Linked DNA regions of Mus musculus: all the other regions are linked to region 1. The links are chromatin loops, found by intact Hi-C in ENCODE. Cell type or tissue: left cerebral cortex. All regions are shown on one strand.

What was found. A loop is a pair of places that touch in the nucleus more often than their neighbours do. Peaks named below come from ENCODE experiments on the same cell type or tissue, not always from the same donor. Only the 100,000 strongest peaks of a DNase experiment are listed, where the experiment ranks them.
Region 2: it touches region 1 in a loop (7-fold over the local background); 12 of 42 quality-filtered maps call a loop at or near these places.
Region 3: it touches region 1 in a loop (5-fold over the local background); 3 of 42 quality-filtered maps call a loop at or near these places.

What each region holds. Positions count from the first base shown.
Region 1 is chr8:89,845,756-89,853,755 of GRCm38, reverse strand. No RefSeq gene overlaps it. Among named protein-coding and RNA genes, the nearest start is that of Gm24212, 180 kb to the right of the region's middle. In left cerebral cortex, CTCF peaks have their summits at 3,411 (motif pointing left) and 4,149; DNase peaks (open chromatin) are centred at 3,410 and 4,128; H3K27ac peaks cover 313 bases.
Region 2 is chr8:90,654,188-90,662,187 of GRCm38, reverse strand. No RefSeq gene overlaps it. Among named protein-coding and RNA genes, the nearest start is that of Gm35850, 83 kb to the left of the region's middle. In left cerebral cortex, a CTCF peak has its summit at 4,301 (motif pointing right); DNase peaks (open chromatin) are centred at 3,774, 4,286 and 4,905.
Region 3 is chr8:91,015,452-91,023,451 of GRCm38, reverse strand. It overlaps Chd9 (chromodomain helicase DNA binding protein 9), which reads right to left. Exons shown (of 40, transcript NM_177224.2): 25 at 7,528-7,617; 26 at 1,583-1,686; 27 at 520-637. Among named protein-coding and RNA genes, the nearest start is that of Gm39221, 40 kb to the left of the region's middle. In left cerebral cortex, a CTCF peak has its summit at 3,469 (motif pointing right); a DNase peak (open chromatin) is centred at 3,495.

The DNA.
Region 1 (8,000 bases):
AGAACATTTGTGCATCCTTCTCAGGGTTTAAAAACAAAAGATACTGAAATCCATAGTGGGTAATTTTCATTGGTCTTCTGTACAAAACATTTACAGGACTACTGAATACAAGAATACGGGAGGACAAAGGCAGGCGATGAATTCCTGGAATGTATATGCTTAAGAAGAGCATATTTCTAAGACTTATAATCTTTCATCACAGAAAGATTTGGGGATAATTTATCTTTAGTTTGAGTTATGTTGAAAGCAAAGGTAGATAAGAACTGATGTATAACTGCATCCCAACCACCAGCAAAATACACAAAGAACACGGATCTATAACAAATGAAAAACATGTTTTCAATTGGGGAATCCATTATTTTTGCCACAAAATAGGAGGTTGAATAGCAGGAATGTTGTCTCGATGGTGATGGCTGTAAACAAAGATGTTCAGACCTGGAAAGAGAAAAGGCCACTTTCATGGAGTTTTTTGTTGTACAGTTGAGAAGTACTATCGGAGTACAAGTTTCAGACTTTTAGTAAAGAACAGAATAGGTTATTTTTGACATAGAAATGATGACCACTGAGATTTAGAGACATTTCATATACATTAAGAACTCTGTTTCTCTCTCCTTTTTTCCCATTTTTAAAAATTGATTCTTTTTAAGTTTCACATCATGTACCCCAGTCTCACTCATTTCCCCCATATTCTTCCTTCATTTGTGCAAAATTCTTCCCAAAATAAACAACACACACACCACTCATTATCACAATGTGCCCCACAGTATATCTCTCTGTCCACATATCTTCACTTGCAAATGTTCATTGCAATGAGTCATTAGTAGAGATTGATGTCTTTTGCTTCCATGACATTACCAATATTGGATTATTGCTGGGACTTCTCTCAGTTATCCTGTTGTTGCCCTGTGCCATGGAGATCCTGGAGTTTGGGATCAGCAAGACTGGCCCTTTCATGCATTCCAACTGTTCTCAGATGATATAGATTTTGGGGTGGGCCAATTCAGACCCCTGCATAGGGGTCTGAGCTTGTCAACTGGTCAGCTCTCCCTTATCTGCACCACCAAGATAAGTTTTGTAGCACTGCTCTTCCTAGGCTACCAAATGCCACCATTATCAGAAGTCAGAGTCAGGTCTCCTGCTTTGATGCACTTGAGGCCAGCTCACCCACACCCATGCCTACAGAGCCAGCTCCATTGTACTGCCCAGGTAAGGCATGGACCCACTTTCCAAGTCACTTACATCATGCTTTACTCCGGGCAGTGGTAGCATGCTTCTGAGAATATCCACTAGTTGTTTGTACATTCTAAGGGATATTTACAACTGTTTGGTGACATAGGCAGGATGACTGGTCTAAGTATAGAGTAAATAAGCTGAGACTCTGGGGAGTTTTGGCTGGACTCATTCTACAGTGTGTCCAGAGCAGACTTATGTCTTTATCAACCTTGCCTTTTTGCATGGCTGCTCTTTTATCTGCTCACAATTCCGACTACTATTTTCCAGTCACAAATGTGAAGTTCTAAGTGTTCTGTCCTATACCACTCATCTGATTCAGTCATATTATGCTGAAAAGTTAGCAATAATTTCCTCTGTAAGTGGAGCTGGTGAGTCCAATCCTGAAGCAGCCATGCTGGTCCATGCCTGCTTCTCAGTGTGCACATCAACTTCAGCACACATCACGTGGGACACATTGATTATACTCCTGGGAGTGCAGCTAATCAAAGACTGTTGCCTATGGGATGTATGCCATGGGCACCTACTCATTTGGGGAGGAGTTAGTGTAGAACCTGCCTTCTAAAGGTGAATCCTGCTTACATAGCAACTCAAAACTGTACATAGAATTCTTATATTTGTGTGTGGGTTAAATTAATGTCTCTGTCTTTAATTCTCATAAAGGCCTGTAAGAGAAGAAGTCTTAGCAGCCAGTCTGTTGCTCTAAGGAGAAAGATGGCCCTGAGGAATGAGTGGCTAGAGACACAGAATAAGCTCAGATGTCTGGTGGATAGGAGCTCCTTTCTTTGTGGATGTCTTAATGAAGGAACTAGCAAGCTTCCAGGCCAGGTGGGTTTTCTGGTACAAGCTGTTATCCCTCTTGTATCATCTTAACACCTGCTCTAGAAGTCTGGGAACACCCAGTATACTTCTGTTTGGGGGGTACTGACTACTTTCAGATACTATCTATGAATTTGGCTTTTAAATTTTGAAAAGCTAACACCAAAGACTTTCTGCAGAATATTTTACAAGGGTGTGTTTCTTTTTCAGACTTGTGCATCAACCAAGATAAGTCTGGAATTCTGAAAGAGTTTTTATTTGTTAAAATGACAATTCTTTGTGACAAAAACTAGGGCCTTGAGGACTAGGCCTGTGATGGTTCTTGATCAACTTTTGTTGTTTTCTATCTTGTGAGCCAACAAATACTTATTACACAAGCTTTGGCTTTGAGTCCGCTCTTCTGTGTGCTGTGTTTTGACATAGGCTGGCTCCCTTGATAAATCTTTTCCTCATGATCTCTACGCCACTCTACTCTTACCCTTGGAGTTTGGGAACTGGAGTTCAAACACCTGTGTCCATGCATTCTGCTTCTCTCTTCCTTGTTGACTTGAATAATTGAATATCTGGTGATGTGTAATCGTGATCAATTAGCACTAAAAGCAGCAATATTTAGGCTGTAGGGTAGTGAGACTATCAAGTTAGTTAATGATAACAAAAATCCCACACACGTAATATTTCCAAAAGAGTATGAATTTAATCTACAAAGCCATTGCTAATCCCATTTTCCCAAGTTATTTCTAGATTTGAATTTATAATGATCAGCTAATAGATTTACAGCCAGGTAGAGGCAGGGAAGATTCTGTGCAAATAGGTCAGAGGTAGGCTAGTAAAATTGGAATGTCATCATTATTTTATGTTGGGTCTGATTTTGATACACTGTGGAAAATTCCACTGAAGGAAATCTTTGCAGGTTTCAAGTAGCAGGTTAAGATAGTGAGAGGCAAAGTTCATTCACTGTGATTAGGCATATTAAAATAATCTAGTTCAAAATAGGAATCATCATATTATATATTATGAGGAAATATTTCCGCATGGTAAATTTGCTCAATTTTGCAGCAGCTGTTCCTGAGCTGGAGAGCCTGGGGCTGAAATTCTCGGTGTTTTGGAAGCAGATCTGCTCTTTACCTCACTATGGAATGGGCAGGGCTTCCCAGGCTGTCCTGCATGTTCTCTGCTCTCTCTTTTGCTTTACCTGTTATACTCATGAGGCTATACTTCCAGGAAATGCTGGACAGTCCTATAAGCAAATCCAAAATCAGCACCATTTTTCTGGTCTGACAGAATCAGGCTGCCTAAGACAGAGAAGACAACCACTAACACTGTGTCCTTTGTAGTTCAGCTCGTTCCCAGTGCACCACCTTGTGGAAGAAAGACAAATAGCCCACAGTTACCCCTTCTGTTATACTCCATAAGAAACCTAACTCATTGGTCTCTCCCCATTGTTGCCTACAATCACTTCTCCTTTATGTAGTGCCTTTCAAATAAATTACTGATAGTCAGCTTCTACTCTGGTTATTAGTAAAAGAGGTCTACAATGTTTGCGTCTCCAAGTGCTAAGTGGAAGCCTGTAGCAACATCAGAGCAAACAACCTATCATTATCCAGGGGCATAGGAGATTGCATTTTGCAAGTCTCTTAGCCTGTTTAGTTGTCAGAACCATAGTGAAGTAGGAAACACTGTCTGTTCCTCAGACAAGGCTAACTTAGAGTTACCTCTCTCTGCAGAAACAGGTGTGGCAAAGGAGTTACCCACCATGTCTTCTCGCCCACGAAAATTTGACAGGGCCTACTCTTTATTCTGAGCTCTTCCATCCCAGCCCTTGATTCACAGCTACATCTTTAGAAGGGGATGCATAATTCTTGAAATGCATGTATGCATGTGTACGTGCATATGTGTGTGCATATATGTGCGTGTGTGTGTGTGTGTGTGTGTGTGTGTGTGTGTGTGTGTGTGTGTGTGTGTGTGTTACATTCAAGGTTTACTCAGGCCTCTTACATTTGTATGCATAAAATCACTATCGAGCTTGTTTCCAAGCAACAAAGATGGCTTGCCTCCTGAGCATTCAGCCTGAAAGTTGCACAACACTGACATCTGCTGCTTGTGTGTGGTTTGAGACTGGACCAGGTCAGCAGCTCATGAGTATGCAAAGCAAAATGTTTGACAACACTGTGTATCTACAAAAGCTAAAGTCTTTTGTCTGAAACTCGTGGGTTTATTTTTACTTTTTAAATACTATACATGAATAGAAGCCCACTTTCAATATGATGTTTCCTTGGTCTTTGCATGATCTATCAAAAAGGTGAGGTCTTGTTTGGCTTTGTAGGAAAACAACTGATAATAAAATAGATCAGTTTTTTTTTATTTTATATATGTTACCATAAAGTCTAGAGTTAAATGGTAAAGTGTATCTCTGCGACATAAAAACAACTTTTAAATAAGTGATTTTTATGGATAAAATAATATCTGAAAATATTTTATAATTTTCAAATATATTTGCATATTTCTCATTCATTCAACCACTAATTCATTCATACAATGCAATCTCTGTGTGAGTCACTGCTCCAGGCTTCAAGGAGGAGTTTGATCCTGGACCAGTAATTAAGAGCAAGTGCCATGTAGCTCTGAGGTAAGTGTGCTGTGGATTCAGGCTTCTTGTTCTGACTGTTTCTACTCTGGTATGTTAGATAACAGGTGACAGTCTATCTCATGGAGATGCTGTGTACCCTAAAGTTTAAAAAGAAACAAAATACTTCACAGTACCCTGAGTATCACTTGCTATCAGTGAACCAAGCCTTCAGAGTATCAGGATGATTTTAACTCCAGATTTCCAATTTAGGAAATGAATAGTTTTCATCTCAAACATGCCTAATAATGGGAAACTAAAAACCATGTAGTTCATGGTTTGTCAGCCTGGAAAGTTTGATGGATAAGAGTCAGAGGGAAAAGTTAAAAGGGAGGTGCTGGTCCTATTGTCAAGGAGCTCTAGAGATGGTTTGTCTTCATTCTGTAGAGGAGTTGATGAACACTGTTTTCTGTGAAATGCTTCAGAAACAGAGGTTCCTAGGGTTGTGTGACAGGGATGGTTAGAGCCATTGACCACAGGGGCTTACAGGGATCCTGGACTAAAGTGGCTGTTAGAGTGAGCCAGGGAAGACAGTGGGGATGTCAGAAGGGTGATGGGAATTATTGTGAGGAATGACTTTGGAGGACAGGCCGGCAGTATAGGTTGCTGGCTTTAGTGGGGTGACAACACTGTCACCTATAGGAATGTCACCTTGGACACTCAAGGGAAAATGTTCCTTTTCCGGGTTTATACTAAGTGAAGATCAAACTCCAGCTTAGAAAATTCAGTGTATCTCAGCAGTGCAGTTGTGTAGACCATATTAATCTGTTTGGCTTCCCCTGCTGTGAGATACTTAGCCTCATGCCTGGGTGATCTGGGCTTAAGCTTCATTAGAAAACTCATTCAAAGGTGCTTCTGGAACTTGAAGAACATTTAATCTCTGAATGTAGTAAAAAATAAAGAGAATGCAAATTAAGAGATGGCAGCTTTTAAATAGCTCCTTTAATACATATGTACAAAGCTTTATGATCTATAGAAAATATTGCTTTCTTTTCATTGGAACTTTTGTTGATTCTTATCATACAACTAAAAGTAAAGTGTAATGAATTCTAAACTATAGAGGCCTCAGAAAATCTCAGACCCACAATCATTTAGTTAAATGTCTAGCCAGTGTGTAACTATGTTAGAGAATACACAACTAAGAGAGAGTAAAAAGACCTGCTAAGGGAGGCAGAGAGGAAAAAACAACACATGGGACATTGAAGGAAAGAGGATATGGTGGGGGAAAGTTATAAGTGGAAGAAAGGGGAGCTGTGATGGGGAAGGAGAAAGGAGAGGGGGACCAACTAGAACATAAAAGGCCTTACAAATGTCTAATGCTCATTTCTCCCTCTCTGTGTGGACATATGGTATGTGTGTGTGACCATGTTCAAATGCATGTATGTGTCTGTGACTAAGTGTGCATGTGTGCTGTGTATGGGTCTACATGCTTATTTATGTGTTTACCCTGGCACACAAAAAGGTCAGAGAACACCCTGGGGACATTGTATTCCACCTCATTTGAAACTGTCTTTCTTGTTTGGTGCTGAGTGGACCAACAAGTGGCTATGGGTTCCTGTAGGAACTCAGATTATATGTTATAGGGATTAAAACTCAGGTCCTTAAGTTTGTGTAGTAAACATTTTACCCAATGGGTCATCAGTCCAGTCTGGTAGGCTAATTTTAAAAGAAAACAACTTAAGATTAACTTAAGAAACTGAAGATTATGCTAAAATAATAAAAGCATGAGCTAATGGCACTAGATGATGAATAAATAAAATAGCAAACAAAATATAATTAATAAGGGAATATATATCTTCAAAGCCTTGAAATTGTACCTCCTTCCCTAAAGTTTAGGAGCAAAGAAAACATGGGATAAGTGAGTAATGAAACAGATGATAAAGCTATGGATGTTGAAAAGTTATAAATAAAGCAGTATTTTGTCCATGAAGCCAAGAAACTTCAAACCCTACATCAATTAGACAAATTCTTAAAAACATGAATCACTAAAACTGGCTCCACCAAGATAAATATCTGTTCTATTTAAATAGCTAAAAGATGTATAAAGGCTTATGTAGAACTGAAAATCTGATAACAGATCTAATGGTCCAACTTCTTGAATGATAAAACCCACTAAAGCCCATCCAAGAAGAACGGGATTCTTTGGCTAAGTCTATTGTCAACTCCACAGACAGAACCAATTACTAATCACCTTCTAGAACATGCTCAGATTGGATCAGTCAAGTTAATCCCCAGTCTACATTCTTGGAAAATAGTATCAGAAGGAACACCTCCTAGTGCATACTGTGTGCCCAAAGTTACTCTAATATCAAAACTAAGGAAAGGGGAGAGGGAGAATACCACTATATGCTGTGAATATGGCTGCAAAAAAAAATATGGTCAGATCAAAGTCAGTAGTGATGAAGCCATGGTTCTGGTTTGGAATAAGGGCATGACATTCAGATCTGTTCCTTGGGAAGCATCCCACACTACTGTCTCCTCCCTTAAGAATTAACCCAGTTGGACCTGTCAATCATCTCTCCATCAGTAAGTTGGTTATGATGCTTCCCCCATGTGAACCTGCCCATTTCTCTGAGTTCTAACTCAGAGCTCTTTCCCTTCCTTCTTCATTTTAGAGAGTAGTGTAAAGCCTAAAATTCTTCCCTAACTCTATGGGATTTCTCAGTCTTTCTCTGAACTTCCCATACAGCTGCTTGTTGAGCAGGTCAGCTTTCTTGGACTTTAACCCATAAGGGTGTAACTTCATGTCTTCCTCTTTTCCCTTTCCCTCCTCTCACATGCTGCTTAGCTTTGTAGCTTTCCTATTCTATTGTTTTTTGTTTCAGATTCCAATGGAAACAATACTTGAGCTTCTTTTTGAACCTAACGACCCATGAAAGAGAACCCCTAATTCCCTGGAAACACTCAGTAGATGAAGCAAACTCATGACAAAATCTCACACTCACTTATCATAAAAACTCTGAGCAATCTAAGATGCCAAGAGGACTTCTTTAACTCTATAGAAAACTATAGAAAGCCTACAGCTGCTGCCATCACTTGAAGTGAGAACTAAATAGCTTCTTTCAAATATCAGGGGAAGGTAGTGAGGCCTGCCCAGTTTTCTTTCATATCATTCCATAAGTCCCAAATAAAGCAAAGAAAAGGAGTAGAAGTTATACAGACAGAGAAAAAGAGAAATAGTTTTCATCCATAGATGAAATGGTTGTCTATGTAGAAACCCCAAAGAGTAACAACAAAAGATTCTAGAGTTCTTAAGCTTTCACAGCAAGATCTTGGGATACAGCCTCTTGGTGTGGACCCAGTGTTCCCCTGGCTCCTTCATTCTGGT
Region 2 (8,000 bases), 810 kb before region 1:
AGCTTTCTGCTCCTGCATCTATGCCTGCTGCCTTGCCTCCTCACTATGACGGGGTTCTGACTTCCTGGAACCATAAGCTAAAATAAAGCCTCATTCTTCTGGAAGTTGCTTTGGTTATCGTATTTTATCACAACAGACAGGTAAGTAACACAGAAGGTTCAGTTTTGGAAGTCTAAGATCTGGGCAACAGGCATTTCAGAAAGGGAACCAGTTTCTGAAAACGGAAGGGCAGGTCCACAGAAGGTGAAAACTCCCATTTCCTGGTACAGTGATGGTGACTACACCAGGCCTGCAGATCTCAGCACCATGGGGAGAATTGAGAGTGAGGGGACCTGGAAGCAGAATGGTTTCAAGCTTTCCCACAACCATGGGAGATATGGGATGATACTAGAGGAATATCTTCAAGGCTGAAAGATAAATGATTACTGCTTAGATGAGTATGCACAGGCAAACTATCAATCAAATAAAGGGATGGACAAGCATTGTAATTTATAATAAGCAGAGATGCTTAGAAATATCCCTATTGGGCTGGGCGGTAGTGGCACACGCCTTTAATCCCAGAACTTGGGAGGCAGAGGCAGGCAGATTTCAGAGTTTGAGGCCAGCCTGGTCTACAGAGTGAGTTCCAGGATAGCCAGGGCTACCCAGAGAAATCCTGTCTCGAAAAAAAATGTCCCTATCAGCTATTTTAGGTATATGCCCCCAAATACCTAAATAAGGGAGCTTCCTCTCTTTGGTCTGGGTCCAATTTAATTTCTTTTTACTATAAGGAAGTATTTGGATGCCTATATGATAAACTTGTCCAAAGTTTTCATTGTTATTGTTTTGCCATCCTCAAAAATCTTTTTTTTTTTTTGCCTCAAACAATATTAAAAAAATTTGTGTCCAGTACTAGCAAAGGAAATATGAAAGTTGAATAAAGATGTTTTAGGTTAAAAAAAATCCATTCCCTGGAAGCTACTGAAGGATGTCTTCTATTCCAGAAAAGAGGGAAGAATTTGACAAGGAAGAAGAAAGAAGTTCCAGGAAAGAAGAGACCCAATTCAAGGGAGAAGAAATCCAATCCAATCCAGTACCTACCAGAACCTTCCAGGGGATTTTTTTTCAAGAATAGGAGCTTGTTAGATAGTCTTAAAAAGAGATTTAGAAAAAAGGCAGGAAGTTTCAAGTTGCATGAGCGGTAAGTTCCCAGGAGGGGGAAAACAACAGTAACATCATTATCATCATCATTATCAACAACAACAGCAACAGCAACAGCAACAGCAACAGCAACAACAACAACAAACCGACCAAAAAACTCCAAACCCCTTAACTAAAAAACAAAAACAACACCCTCCCCTACCCCCCCCCCCCGCAAGACTATTGTCTCTAGGGAAACGTGAGAAAGAAAACAACCGTTATTAACTTACTCATGACTGTACAGTTAAAATGTTTATTGATCTGATAAAACAAAAATGGTTTTATTGAGAAGAGTGTGTGTGAATAAGAGTATTCATGAAGCTAAGGGATGGAAGAGAAGTTTAGTTATCACCGGAAGTGGAGGAGGGCAACAATGCGGTATAAAAGGCAAGACTGGGAACTTCATAACACGTATGCTGTTCATGGTTACTGGGGTGATGGACATGGGGGCAAAGGGTGACAGGTGCTGAGTGTCATGTAATCTTCTATGACTCCTTGACTCTTTAAATATATGCCTTTATATATTTGATAATCATAAAATTAAAGATAGCTTTGTAGAGTATCTGTTGTGTCATGAGGACCTCACAATAAGTTTTTATCATTATTTTTCTTATTCCTAGTGTGCTGAAATGGGCCAGGTGTGAAAGGGAGAATTTTCTTTAAACTTTTGAATTTAAATACTTTAAAATTTTTCTTTAAAAACCATCATCATCACCACCACCACCACCATCATCATCATCGTGATGGACATCCAGGTGCTACAGCCTGAGTATGGAGGTCAGGAGGAAACAACGTTCAAGAGTTGCTTTCCTCTCCATCCTCTATGGGATCCTGCCATCAAATTTAGGTTGTCAGGCTTTAGTGGTATCTTACGGGCCCAGGAGAACGTTTCTGGATGTAAAACAACTCAAGCTGTTAGCTCAAACCCATTTTCTGTATGATGATCTGACTGTTGAACTTCAGTGCAGAGGTGGAGGCCTATGCCCTCTTTAGAATTTAGGAGGATGAAGCCAAGTCTTCTACAACAGATGTCCTCAGTGTGTTTGGGATGCCACACTTCATTTCTTATGACTCTGTTTACCCTTCATACCACTGTGTCAGAACAGCCCAAGAGCGGAGTCATGTGAGAAATCTGACTGCTAGTGAGAAAACTCCAGCAAAACAAGACGAGAGTCTTGTGACCTCGGTTTCTTCAAAACACAAAATTGTTCTTGAAATGTGTTTTTGTGCTCTTCCCAGGTGCAGTGGATAGGAGTGAAGTTACCTCATGTGCTGTCACTCATGTTCCTCAGGGGAAAACATGCTTTTGCCATGTGAGGCATTGTCCTTGTGATTGGACACTTCACTCAGGTGACTCTTCTTAACCCTCAGCATATAAATTGTCCGATGCTCTGAATAAAGTTGAATAGTTGAATCTTGGATGCGACTTTATTTTGCTTCATTTTTAGGTCCTGCTCTCCCAGGTTCATGACACCAGCTAGGTGGGTAAACGGCATTGATGCTGTGGTTATCTTCACTGGGAGGTTGGGGAAGGGTCTTGGAAGGGTTAACATTGTTCCCCATCACACAGTAAGGGAGAAGTAAGACTGGGAGTGGAGCCCAGCTTTGAAAGCCTAAGGCCATGCTAGCTCCTCTGCTCCTCCCTCCTCCTCTCCACCCCCAGCAGCAGAGAGTTCACAGGCACAATCCGGAATGACAGCCTCACAATGGAATCATGCAGAAAGTCCGGATGTGTGGAGGACTGGCAGGGTCCAGCTACATCTGTGTGTTCCTGCCAGTGAACAGACCCTTGGGCTGGTGCCCTGGTTACAGACCAGGGGGCTGTCCTTTTGTTCTTGGGTCTGCAGAGCCTCTACTCTCAACAGTTTAGCACCATAGAGCCAACACACTATTGTTTAATCTCACGGATCTCTCCTGACAGGACAATTTGTTCTCTCTTCACCCTGGAGAGATGGGTGAAGGCTAAATGTAAACAGAATCTTCGTCCTACTCAAAACAAAGTCAGAGCTTTGACTTTGAGCTAAAGATGTCACAGGCCACGGAAGGAAGTAAGACTCTGAAAACCACTGAGATTTCTGCCTTACCTTTGTACAGCTGGCCATACTTTTTTCTTTTTTTTTTTAACTTCACTTCTGTCCAGGTGATTTGGAGCCTACAATGACTGGGAGATTTAGGGGTCCCTGGTGCTACACAAATCTAGATGTCTATTGCATTTATGTTTTGTGTATATTGTATGTTGTTACTGTTTATTTGTCTGAGATAAGAGTCCTGCTACGCAGTCCAAGTTGGGCCCCAGACTCACAATCCTCCTGCCTCAGCATCCTTTCCAGCTTCCTTCTGAGCTTCTATGCGTGTAGCACTCTACCTGCATTTTAAAGGCATATTATAGAAATCGTGGCATGTGCACCAGTCAGGATAAACTTGGAAAGGAGATGGTACCTTGATAAAGGTTGTCAGTGTGCATTTTTGCTGTCTGAACTTGTTTTGTTTTAACCAAGGTGGGTGTAGCAGGAAGGGAACTCTGGGAGAATGGTGAAGTACTTCAAGCCAGCAACAGTGAGGAGCTCTAACCACCATATGCTTAAAGGGCACCAGACCTTCAAGAGAAAGTTATATAGAACAGCTGTCTGGAGTTGCTGAGATTATGGGCAGTGGTGGTGGCAGGGGAAAGGGGAGACAGTACCTTCCAAATGTACTGGAAGGATGGAGCCTGGGAATAAACATTTTCCTATACCTCCTCCTCCATCACCAGCCAGTGCCTCCCCTTGGGTAAACCTGACTAGAGGGCAGAAGGCCAAGGGATACATAATAAAGTCCTATAGGTTGGCTCCCCTGGACAAGGAAGAGGGTGGAGACAGATGGAGGGTAGGTTTGGTGAAGCCAGAAAGAGACACTTAAATTCGGGTTCACCTGTGGCTCCAACTTGTCTGTTCTGGTGTAGGCCCTCTGTCCTGCTTCCTTTGTATGCCTTTGTCACCTTTAGATCCAGTCCTGCAAACGGTGCCAGCTCTTCTCAAGGATATGAGCACTCTCAGCGAGTATATTTTTATTGTGAAGACATCTGCACCTTCTTGCCAGCCAAAAACAACATATGGAAGCGTTTCCCACATTTTCACCAGGGGGCACTCACTCCTTTCCCATGGATAGCTAGAAAGGCTTTTTTTTTTTTTTTTTTTTTTTTGCAAGTATTTGCTAGCCAAAATAGAATCCTTTTCTGTGGGCACAGCGACTGTTGGAACAGCTCTGTCCTAAAGTGATTTCTATGTAGCTAAACACTGTTTCTGTTTGAAAGACGACTGGACCCTGGGACGATTTCTTGGTAAATGTTTAGGGCCCAGCTTGCACACTGCCGGGAAAGTGTTTGGGTCTAAATGCTGTCTTATTCTGCCATTAAAATGAACAAAGCCAGAAAGACTTTGAAAAGATAATCGGCATGCCTAATTTGTAGGTGCTTAAAAAAAAAAAAAAAGCAAAAAAACCTAGCTGAAGGCCAACCAATCAAAGCTGGTTTTGAAAAACCTCTCTGTAGGGATTGTCTTGTACCCATCCCCATGATTCATCCTCATGGATAAGTAGAGGGTCCTGGGGGAAAGGTGTTTTCTCAAGTATAAATTCTTCCAAATGGAAAGACATTTGTTTGCTATCATATCAATCTATTAGCTGTGAGAGTGACACATGCTTTGTCAAAGGATCCGTGCAGTCAGCCAAGCAATATAGCTATGTACGAGGAACGGGCAGAGGGAAGGGGGAGGAGGGGCTTGCTTCTGTTAAAAATGAATCATGGATGAGACCGGGTAAAGACAAATATGGATCTCTGATCCCTTTTAAACGAGCATTGTCTTATACCTGCAGGGAAATACAAAGACTTATTCAAATGTACAGAGTGGAGAATGGTGGGAAAATTGGTTTCTCTTATCCTATTGGAGGCTTGGCATGGAAGGTATTTGATCTGTCAAAGAGTCAACCAGTCAGTCAGTCATCAAAGGGTAGATTAAAACTGGCTTGTGCCCATGAGCGGAGTTTGTCCTTAAGTCTGGAGTCTGTATGGTATGATGGAGAAGAACAAAAGTTTTGGCATAAAGTCAATCTGGATTCAAATCTTGGCTCTGTCACTTATCTACAATCTCGGGGAAATTCAGTTAACCTCTTGAGCCTTTCTGACATATAAATGGGGGAAATTATATGATCTACTTAATGGACTCAGGGAAGATTAAGGCAGGAACCCAAGCAAAGTTTCTGTTGCATAACAATGAGTAGTGGTAGGTATCATCATGATCTTAATAACAAATCAACCCCATTCCGAGTACTTACTGTCGTTCTATAACAAGGAAACAATCACATGGGTCGAAGTAATTTATTACTTGGCTTTTTTCCCCCTTCAATTAACTTTAGTAGCCAACTATGGTACTGCTAATTAGTTATTTAAAAAACAACAGCTGTTTGAGTGAGTTTACTGTCATAAAAACACAGGATCTTAGAGCTAGGGAGACTAACAGATTCATTTCATCCAAACCTCTTTTAACATGAAGGGAATCCTTTAAAAAAAATCTTTAAAATAAAGCCAACCTATCTGCATAGCCATAAATAGAAAGTGTGGCCAAGACCCACAGTACCTTCCTGGATGAGGACAAAGCTGTGTTTTACTCGATAGCCCTTCCTCGGAAATCAGTGCTTCCCGACGATCAAGGGGTGTTATCTCTTTATTTTCTGTATTCCAGCTACTGTAAGTTTATTTTCATTACTTCCTGTTGCTTTCTGAAACATGTTAGAGAATCTTCTAATCGAGCTTGCAATGAGAAATTAAAAATAGTATCCAGAGTGGTGGATAGAGTGCAATCCTTATCAAAATACCAAGGGGACTACTTCCAGAAATAAACATGCTAAATGCGCACGTGTATGAACACACACACACACACACACACACACACACACACACACACACACACACACACACATACACACTCCAGTCAACCAAAGCAATACTGAGAAGGAAAAGTGAAATTGGATGCATCCCACTTCCTGACTTAGAATTATATCACCAAGTTATACTACTTAAAATAACACGGTACTTGGTCTACCCAATCTTAAGATACATTCCAGTCCATAGTAATTATTAAAAACATCATGGTTCTACCACAAAAATAGACATGTAAATTAGTGTAATAGAACAGAGGGCGCAGATATAAGTCTACACAGTTATAGTCAGTTGATTTTGTACAAAGACGACAAAAAGTGCACACTGGAGAAAAGACAGCTTCTTTAGCAAGTGACTCTGGGTAAAGTGTATGTGTAGCATGTAGAACAATTAAGCTAGATCCTTATCTCTCACCCTGTACAAAAATCAATTCCAAGTGCATTGAAGACCTTAATGTAAAACCCCAGACGCTGAATACCGGTAGAGGGAAAGGTAAGGACTATGTTACAAGAGGTTGGCATAGGTATGGACTTTCTAAATAGAAACCTGGTTGCCCAGAACATAAGGTCAACAATTGACAATTGGGCTTCATAGATTAAAAAAATACTTCTGTACAGCAAAGGAAACAGTTGTATGAAAAGGTAACCTATGAAGGGGGAGGAAAATCCCAGCCAGTTATATATCTGACAGAGGATTGATGTTTAGAGTATGTAAAAAACCCAGAAAACTAAACCCAAGCAATAAATGCCCAATTAAAACAAAAAACAAAAAACTTTGGAACCAAATACAACGTTCTCAAAAATGGCTGGGAAGTAATTTTAAAAGTGTTCAAAATACCATTATTCATCATGCAAATGCAAATTAAAACTATTTTTGAAAGCACCCCAATTAGAATGGTTATCACTATCATCTTGAAAATAGCTGCCAATAAATTCTAGTATTGATGTGGGAAAAGGGGGGAGTTCTTACACACTTCTGGGGGGACTGTAAACTGCTACAGCCACTGTGGAAATCAGTGTGGACATTGCTCAAAAAGCTATAGAGCGACAATGTGACCCGGCTACATCACTCTTGGGCAGATAGCCAAGGAGTCTGTTCCACTACAGACACACTTTTTTTTATCCATGTTCATTGTTGCATATTCACAATAGCTGGGAGGTTGAATTAGCCTGGATATCAGTCAACTGATTCATCAGTTGAGAAAATGAAATTATATTCAGTTGTAAGAAAATGTAATTATGAAAATTCCAGGTAAATGAGTGGAGTTGCAAAACACACTGAGGTGACCCAGGCCTGGAAAGACACACAGTGCACGTTCTCTCTCGTTCATGGATCCTAGTTTTGAATTTTTACATTTATATGTTAAATTCAGAGTATTTGTTGAAGCAGTGAAACCAAAAAAAGGAGGGGAAGCTTGCAGTGTGGATGCTAGGAAAGTAGAGAGGGGATATGGTGGGAGCCAGAAGGTTTAAGCAGAGATGGGGTGGATTTTAAAAAGTGATTGAAAGGAGGGAGCCGACAAGGTCGACTAGTGCTGCATCTAGAAGCCATGGTCTGTAAAACAAAAGCCCAGTGCCGAGAGTGGGATACTTCTCCTGCCGGTTGGCCCCGGAGTCATCAGAAGTCCCCCAAACAATGTTCGATTTGGTCATTCCTCTTGGTTGTCCATAGAACTAGGTGATAAGACCCTATTGCTGAAGGTATTACACACGTTGGTTGCAGGATATAGAGAAACCAAGCTGGAACTGGAACTGAGTTGAAAGTTGAAAGTTTCCTCCCCATTTACGAGTTTCTACGGTGCCAGAAGGCGTTTCACAGGATGCTAGGGAACAAAGACATTTAGTGGTCCTACCGCAATATGAACCTACCAGTTACAGAAATGATCTGCCAGGCAAGATGTACAGGC
Region 3 (8,000 bases), 1.2 Mb before region 1:
GCAGAAAAAGTAGTGCGATTTGGTACACACTTATGAGCCCAATGGTAGGAAGGTACAGATGGGGGGTTCCTGGAGCTTGTTCATTTACCAGATTTGCCCACTCCCTGAAAAAAGGCCTCTCTCTCCCAAAAAAAAAAGGTTGGCAAGAGCTGAAAATAACACCTGCAGTCGTCCTATGCACTCAATGCACGTGGTCTTGCTAACACCCCCCATCCCCCCCCAACACAGATAAACCTTGAGTTGTAAAGTAAGTTTAGTGGATTAGAGCACTTGCTGCTCTTGTAGGGAACCCAGGTTTGATTCGTGACACCCACAAAACTGGTTCTCAACTCTCTATAACTCCAGTCCCAGGAGATCCAAAGCCCTTTTCTGACTTTAGGAGCACTAGGCATGCAAATGTTATCTATACATACATGCAGGAAAATTGCATAAAACAAACAGTAAACAAATCTAAAGACAAAGATGAACCCCACAGACAGGGAAAGCAAGCCCATGGAGCCAAGTGTGACCCACACATACCCATCCATGTAGTCATTGGCTCTCTGCTCAGCAGCGACAGCCTTGTCGTCAGGCTTGCCCACTCTTTCCAAGAAGCACAAAGCTGGGTCTGCTCTGATCGTGTTGTACTTTTCATAACCTGGAAGGACCGCCAGTTATAATGATTCAGAGGACAGAAAAAAGTTGTGAAAACACAAGGGTTCCTTATATGCACAATACTGATATTCTGGGATTAAAGGAACATTATATTTAAGTAATACATGCTAAATATGCTGTCTTGAAATAGTCACTAAATATTACACGGTCAAACAATATCACAAATTTTTTAATGTATCTGTTACAAAGAAAAATAGAGGGAGGGCCCAGTGGTTCAGAGAGTTCCTGCGCATGTAAAAGACCCAGGTTCAGTTCCCAGGACCCATGTTACGCTGCTAACCACAGCCTTTAATTTCAGCTCCAGGTGATCCAACATTCTCTTTTTAATGACTTGTGCATTGGACGCATGTGAACACACATCATTAAAAAATCAAATCTTAAAAAAAAATGCCACAGCAACAACAATGAAACCAGAGCTGGAGATGGTTCAACAACTGAGAGCACCGCTGACCTTGCTGAAGACCTAGGTTTGGTTCCCATCACCCACAGAGTGGCTCCCAGCCATCCTAACTCAGGTTCAAGGTCATCTGGTGCTATCCTCTGGCATCTTAGTGTATCAGGAATGCATGCAGAGCATACACACACACGGAGAAAAAGCATTTGAATGTATAAAATAACAATAAATACACCTTATCAATCAAAAAGAATAAACTGATCACACACAGAATCGATGCAACTCTTCTAAGAGAGAAATCTGTGTAACACTGAAAGCCCAGAGGGCAAGTCACATATACCACCATCTCATGAGGATTTGATTTTAGTTTGACAATCTATGGTTTAATGATTACACGTGTGTGTGTGTGTGTGTGTGTGTGTGTGTGTGTGTGTGTGTGTGTGTGTAGTAAAACTGTAAGTGAAAACCAATAAACTAAAAACCTGGGAATTCCATTATCCACAGAAAGAGCTCTCCCCCTCACTCCTTACTTACCGTGCTTAAAAACCCCAATAAGAAGAGACTTATCAGCATCAAAGTCCCACCACGCAGCAGGAACCTCGGAATGGTCTGGCTCTGGCACCCACACATCAATGTCACTTAAAAACAGCACAACATTATGAATTTTATAAATGTGTATAAAGGAGGCAAGAGGTATAAGTGGTGTTAACAGCAACAAAGATCTCACAGAATGAACTAACATTATGTTCAGCAAAGCCAATGCGTCTCAGCAAGGGCTACTGTCTGGTTCTCCTAAGGCAGTCTTCTCGGCACTGTCGCCCCCCCCCCACACACACACACAGAGCACCTCACTGGGTTAATATAGCAGTAAATAGCATTGTAAGACAAATCTTCAGCTGAGAACACCAGGTTCTGAGAGGTCAAAGGAAGTGCTTTGTGCAAAAGAACGCTATGGCTCATCTCAGATCAGCTTTGTTAAGATCACACTTAAAAATGTAGGGTTTTAATTCATAATTTAATTAAATCATACAAAGCACTACTTTAGTATTAATATGTAAATATATATTAATTTATATATATTCATACTATTCAGTAAAAAATGACAGTGTTCAGATTATTACAGACTCTGACAAAAACCCATAATGCCTTGTCAGTTTGTCTTTTTTTTTTTCCCCGAGACAGGGTTTCTCTGTGTAGCCCTGGCTGTCCTGGAACTCACTCTGTAGACCAGTCTGGCCTTGAACTCAGAAATCCACCTGCCTCTGCCTCTCAAGTGCTGGGATTAAACGTGTGCGCCACCATCACCTGGCAGTTTGTCTGTTTTTATAACAGCGAGCTGGCAATAACTCGTCTACTCCCTCCCACCCCATGATACCATTCTCCCTGAAACGTTCTCCAAATGATGCAGGTGACATCACCTGTAGGCCTGTTTATTTCTTTGATGGTAATTTAGAACAAGTATAGGATAAAAGATACATTCCTAATGTTTAATAGCTAGCGTGTGTGTGTCCTGTATGTGTCCATGTTTCCTGATATTCAGTAGTCAAAGGGTAGAAACTGAGTGGACTACACTACAGAAAACAAAATAGACTAAGAATTTTACTATTTGATTTCATGACACTATTAATTTTTAAGGAGTCAGAAAACTAATCTAATACAAAGTAATACTATCTCTGTCTGATCACTATCATTTCCTAAATTAATTAGCAATTAATTTAGATCTTAACTGTTAAGTTTCCTGGTAATAATTAAGTTCTATGCCAAAAGTTCTTTAATAATTTGGCTGTCATATAAAAACAAGCTGACAAATGTGCTCCTGGAGCCGACAAAGACCCCTTCATGTGACCAGCAACAGCTGTGAGAGAGAAGGCACATACAAAGAGTTTCCCGAGGAGATAAAGGATGATGAGTGGCTCAGCTCTGTGGTTCGCAGTTGTCTTCAGAAGGGCTTAGCCCATGGGGAGAAAGAACTCGGGGGATGCGACACTGATAATCTGTTAGCACCTTAAGCAGGTACTTCATTGTATCTCCGCTATGAAACAAACCAAAACTGAAAATGTTTCGACTGAGTAGAGAAATAGAATGATTTTTCTGCACTTTTCAAAAGTTGAAAAAAAGATAAAGAAACTTAGCTAAAGAAAATATTTATTTATTTATATTTTTTAAAGATTTATTTATTTTATGTATATGAGTACACTGTAGCTGTCTTCAGACACACCAGAAGAGGACACTGGATCCCATTACAGATAGCTGTAAGCTACCATGTGGTTGCTGGGAATTGAATCCAGGACCTTTAGAAGAGCAGTCAGTGCTCTTAACTGTTGAGACATCTCTCCAGCCCAAAATACTTATTTTTTGATGGAGTTTCTAACTCAAAAGGAGGAGAAATGGGATCAAACAATGTCCCTTGTCCACCACCAGGTGGCGCTTTAAGCCTGGCTCTTTGTGATGAAAAGCTTTGCCCATGCTCCTGCTTGTGAAAGCATCAGTCAGTATACATACAGTTGGTAGTTCAAACCGAGTGCCACAGGAACATGAGGTGTTTGTAAACTGTTAGCAAAAGGGATACAAGACAGACTCACATGTGTTGCTGGGTTTTTCTGGTTCTTTATTGTGTTTTGTTTGGTTTTTGAAGGCTGTGCTATGCTATGGAGGCAAGGCTGATTAGAATTCACTATGCAGATCAGGCAGACAGGAAACTTTTGTTCACTCTGGTTCAGCCTCCCAAGTGATTGATTTCTGCCTTGAAAATGATGTGGTATTTCCTGCCTAAGGCCCTTTAAGACTTCCTAGGTTAAATCTTCCATTCAAAATATGCTTAGTACCAATAACTGCAATGAATTTAAACGGATGCCCTTGACTTTGTAAAGAGGCACCTGCAGGAATTCCTGACCAATAGCATGATGCAGTATTGGATATGTGGCCCTATGTGGCCCAGCACAGACTTGGAGACACAGAAAGACAGGCTTAGTCCATAGAGCTGAGGAAAGGAGGGGTTAGCAGAGAAAGGAGAAAAAGAAAATGTTCTAATCATAGTAACCAATCGTGGCAAGTATAAAAAGGTAAAATTAAAGTAAGAGGTACAGACTTGAGATAGAGATCTGAAAACATTAGAATAGATATAAAACGTTAAGCCACCAAGATGACAACCCCAAATAATGAAAGCTAAGTGGTAAGTGATGTGTGATAGTTGTTCTCAAACATCGCATTGGTGACTCTAGAATGACCTGAGGAGTCATTTGGGTTAGGGGTTATTTGGATTAGCGTAACAGAGGGGAAAAGCTACTCACTCTGCGGGGCACCATTCCCTATGCCTGGACCCTAAGCTCTAGAGAAGAAATAGAGTTGAGCACAGGAGTTTACTACTCTCTGCTTCCTGGCTGAGAAAGTAACATGGCCAGCGGCTTCAAGTTCCTGACATAAAAGAAGTGAGTCTATGACATCAAAAGGAGTATTAATATGGTGGAAGAGACACTGTGTTCAAACGTGATGCATTTTGTGTACAAATTTGTGTTTAAGGTGGAGGAGATGTAAACTTAATAAAATCCAAAGAGATGTATTTATTTTTAAAAAAGAAAAAGAATAATCAACAGAACATTGACTAGGATACCAAAAGTAGGTCAGTAGGTCAGTCATAGCCAGAGGAAAAGAGGCAATTAGTCAGCAAGTATTTATTGAGTACTTAACAGTTTAAGATTCTCCATTCTACTTGGGGAGGAGAATGCTCAGGATTGAGCCTAGGTCCTTATGTGATAGGCAAGGGCTCTATAGAAATCGATAGTCCCAGCCACAGATGATAATGTATGAGAATACAATGATCAATAAGACAGAAGTGAATTACAATGAAAGAAAAAGTTTTGAATAGCAAAGGAATTAAGAGACATTAAAATAGATGATTGGATGTACTTTAGATGGCATGGCAGGAAGGCCTACTCGAGAGGACAGCAGTTCTGCTCAACTTTGAAATATACACATGGATAGCTCTCTTTTTGTAATTTCCATTATATGTGTATCGGTGCCTGCGTGCTTGTCTGTGTACCATTTGTGTGCTCTTGGTGGCCAGAAGAAGGTGTCAGACCCCCTGGAACTGGAGTTGGAGTGCTGTAGCTGCTCTGCAAGGCTGAGAGTCTAACCTGGGGTCTTCTGGAAGAGCAGACAGTGTACAGAACTGCTAAGCAAACTCTGGAGCCACTTACATGGACAGTTCTTTGGGAGATCTGGACAAAGCATATTTGGACCAGAACAACACAGTGTGAGCTTGACCTGTTGGATGAACAGAAACAACAGAGTGGCTGGAACCAGAGTAAGGGGCAGAGTGAAGGGAGTAAGAGAGGTGTGGGCTCTCCTAGGTTCTAGAGCCTGGATTCTGCTTTAGGGGGACATTTTGAAGAGATGTAACAATGCTTTGGGAAAAAAAATCACTCTAGCTGCTGATTGAAGAACAGAGTGTAGAGAGATTGTGGAGACAAGAATAGTCAATGAGTAGGTCTCAGCAGAAATTTACAAAGAGAACTGAAGCTAGACTAGAGGTTTAGAGAAGAGAAGGAAGGTGCCCACTTGGCCCATTTTTCATGGAGCTCGAGGAGTTAAGTCTTCTTTCATGGAGGAGGAAGAAGACTCGAGAATCACAGCCATGAGCGGGATTCAGTAATGCTGGAGAATTCTTATGAGAATGCAAGGAATTGGTGGGTAGAGGAAGCACCATGGATACCTATGAAAGACAACATTTTAAGAAGCAAAGAGAGAAAGAACAAAGGAAAGAAAGAAAGAAAGAAAGAAAGAAAGAAAGAAAGAAAGAAAGAAAGAAAGAAAGAAAGAAAGAAAGAAAGAAGGAAGGTTGGTTGACTGTGTAACTGTGTATGCTAAGAAATACTTTTGTGCAATCATGTTAGAATGGGCTGATGATAAAAAAAGTGCAAACAAAGAAGTAGAAACAGAAAATCCAGGAGCCTGTTGCGAAGGGAAGCATTAAAACAGAGATAGACACTATGGAAGTTCTTTTCCTTTTATCATAAGTAATATGAACACGTGTGTACGCAAGAGGGAGGAAGGATGGGGAAGGAGGAAGAGAAGGGCCCAGGAAAGAAAGATTACTTCAGAAGTAAGGCTCTTAAATGAACAGTAGAGAAGGGCTCCAAGGCTGTGAATTGGCGAAGGAGAGGCAGGTAGGTAGCATGGATGCAGGCTGCTCTTGACTGGTTGTGTTCTTCAATGAAACAGGTCATTTTTACACATTGTTGGTGAGTTGAAAGGGTGCTTTGAGGAAACAGGTAAGGAAGAAAAGAAGTTTCCAAGCCAGCATGGTTAAACAGTCTGTTCGTTCCTTTTAATTTTGAATAGTCATGGCTTTGAAATGAATTCATTTCCCATTATGGGTGTTTTCCTAGCCATGTTCAGGTGCTTAGAGGAAGGCAGGAAGTAGGTAGATAACTTAGCTTTACCCAACCTGAAGTTATACTAGGTGCATTAAACAGTGAGACAGGCAAGCAATGGGGTTGAGGAATTTAGTATCTTAGGGAATAAAACTAAATAATAAGGGAAAAAAGGAGGGACACAAAAAGGTAATGTCTAGTGACTGAGTGGTGCAAAGATGCCAAATGAGGTCAGAATTCTAAGGACAAGTTCCCAAGCTGCAACTGAGTTGGAAAGGCTGAGTAGTGATCAAAAGTCACACTGATGGGGTTGACAGGGTGGATCGGGCCTACAAGTGCACGTGTGTCTGTACCACAGACACAGGTCAAGAGCCTGGGAGCCCAGGGTATTGTTGGGTTTCACGTGGCTGCCGTATTAGAAGAGAATGAGTACAGGAAAGTTCAGGTTCTACTTGGTGGTGGGAAGCTGAGGTTACGTGTACTTGATGGCTGGCTTACATTTAGTTCCTGAGACTCTGGGGCTAAGTGAGTGGTCAAGGTGTGTACAAGTGTAGAAGAGACACTGCAGAGACGAGACTGAAACACACTGCCTGGAGCTAAGAAGCAAGATGAGCCTAGAGTGCTTCCTCCTGGCTCTTCCTTTGCATCTCATCCATGCAGCAAAGCAAAGTCTCATTCCTATTCATTGCTGCCACAAACTACTTAAGGATAAATATTCATTTTGTCTTTATCTTCAGTGTTTCACAATGCCTGAGAGTATTCAAAATTGGTCCTGACTGGAGGTGTAGACAGGTGGTAAAGTGCACCTGGCAGGCACAAGCACACTCCCTGGGTTTGAACCAATAACACAAAGAAGACAAAATAACACAGACTTTTCTGAAGAGATGAATTAACTGTCAATTTCATGGGTTTCTACCTGAATTCCATCTGGCTACATACAATTCTTCAAATCATTACTCCCACATTTGCTGCTGCATTTTATAAGAGAACCAAGGATGAGAGTAACAGAGGAGAGGCCAGGGATGGACCCCTAAATCCAGGGGACTGTCCTCCACTGACTATGTGATTTTCTGTCACTTTACTGTGTTATTAAAACATTTAAGTTACCTTGCATCAACTCCATCAAAGACTTTTTGACTCTCATTTCCAATGACTTCTTGCTTTAGATAGTACAGCATCCTTACACGAAGCAGGACTCTATGAATAGATAGATAGGTAAACAAACAAACAAATACATAAATAAATCAACCAACCAACCAACTACAGGAGACACAAAGATGTTAAGTCACTAAAGGGAAAAACCAGTCAAGGTGGGGGATTATCTATAGACTTTTGTTAACTTTCTGGTGTGTTTTGTCTGTCTGCTTGTTTGAGAGGATTTGCTATGCAGCTTTGTCTGGTCTGAAACTATGAACTCATGGGTGACGTCTCCTGCCATTGCCTTCCCCAGCAGACAGAGAACAGGTGTGTGCACTACCCCTTGCTCATACAGAGTCTTTTAATAATAATGATTAAGTATGATCAAGTGACTGCCATCACTGATGCTACACAGAAGATACTAAAAGATCTTTACAATGGTC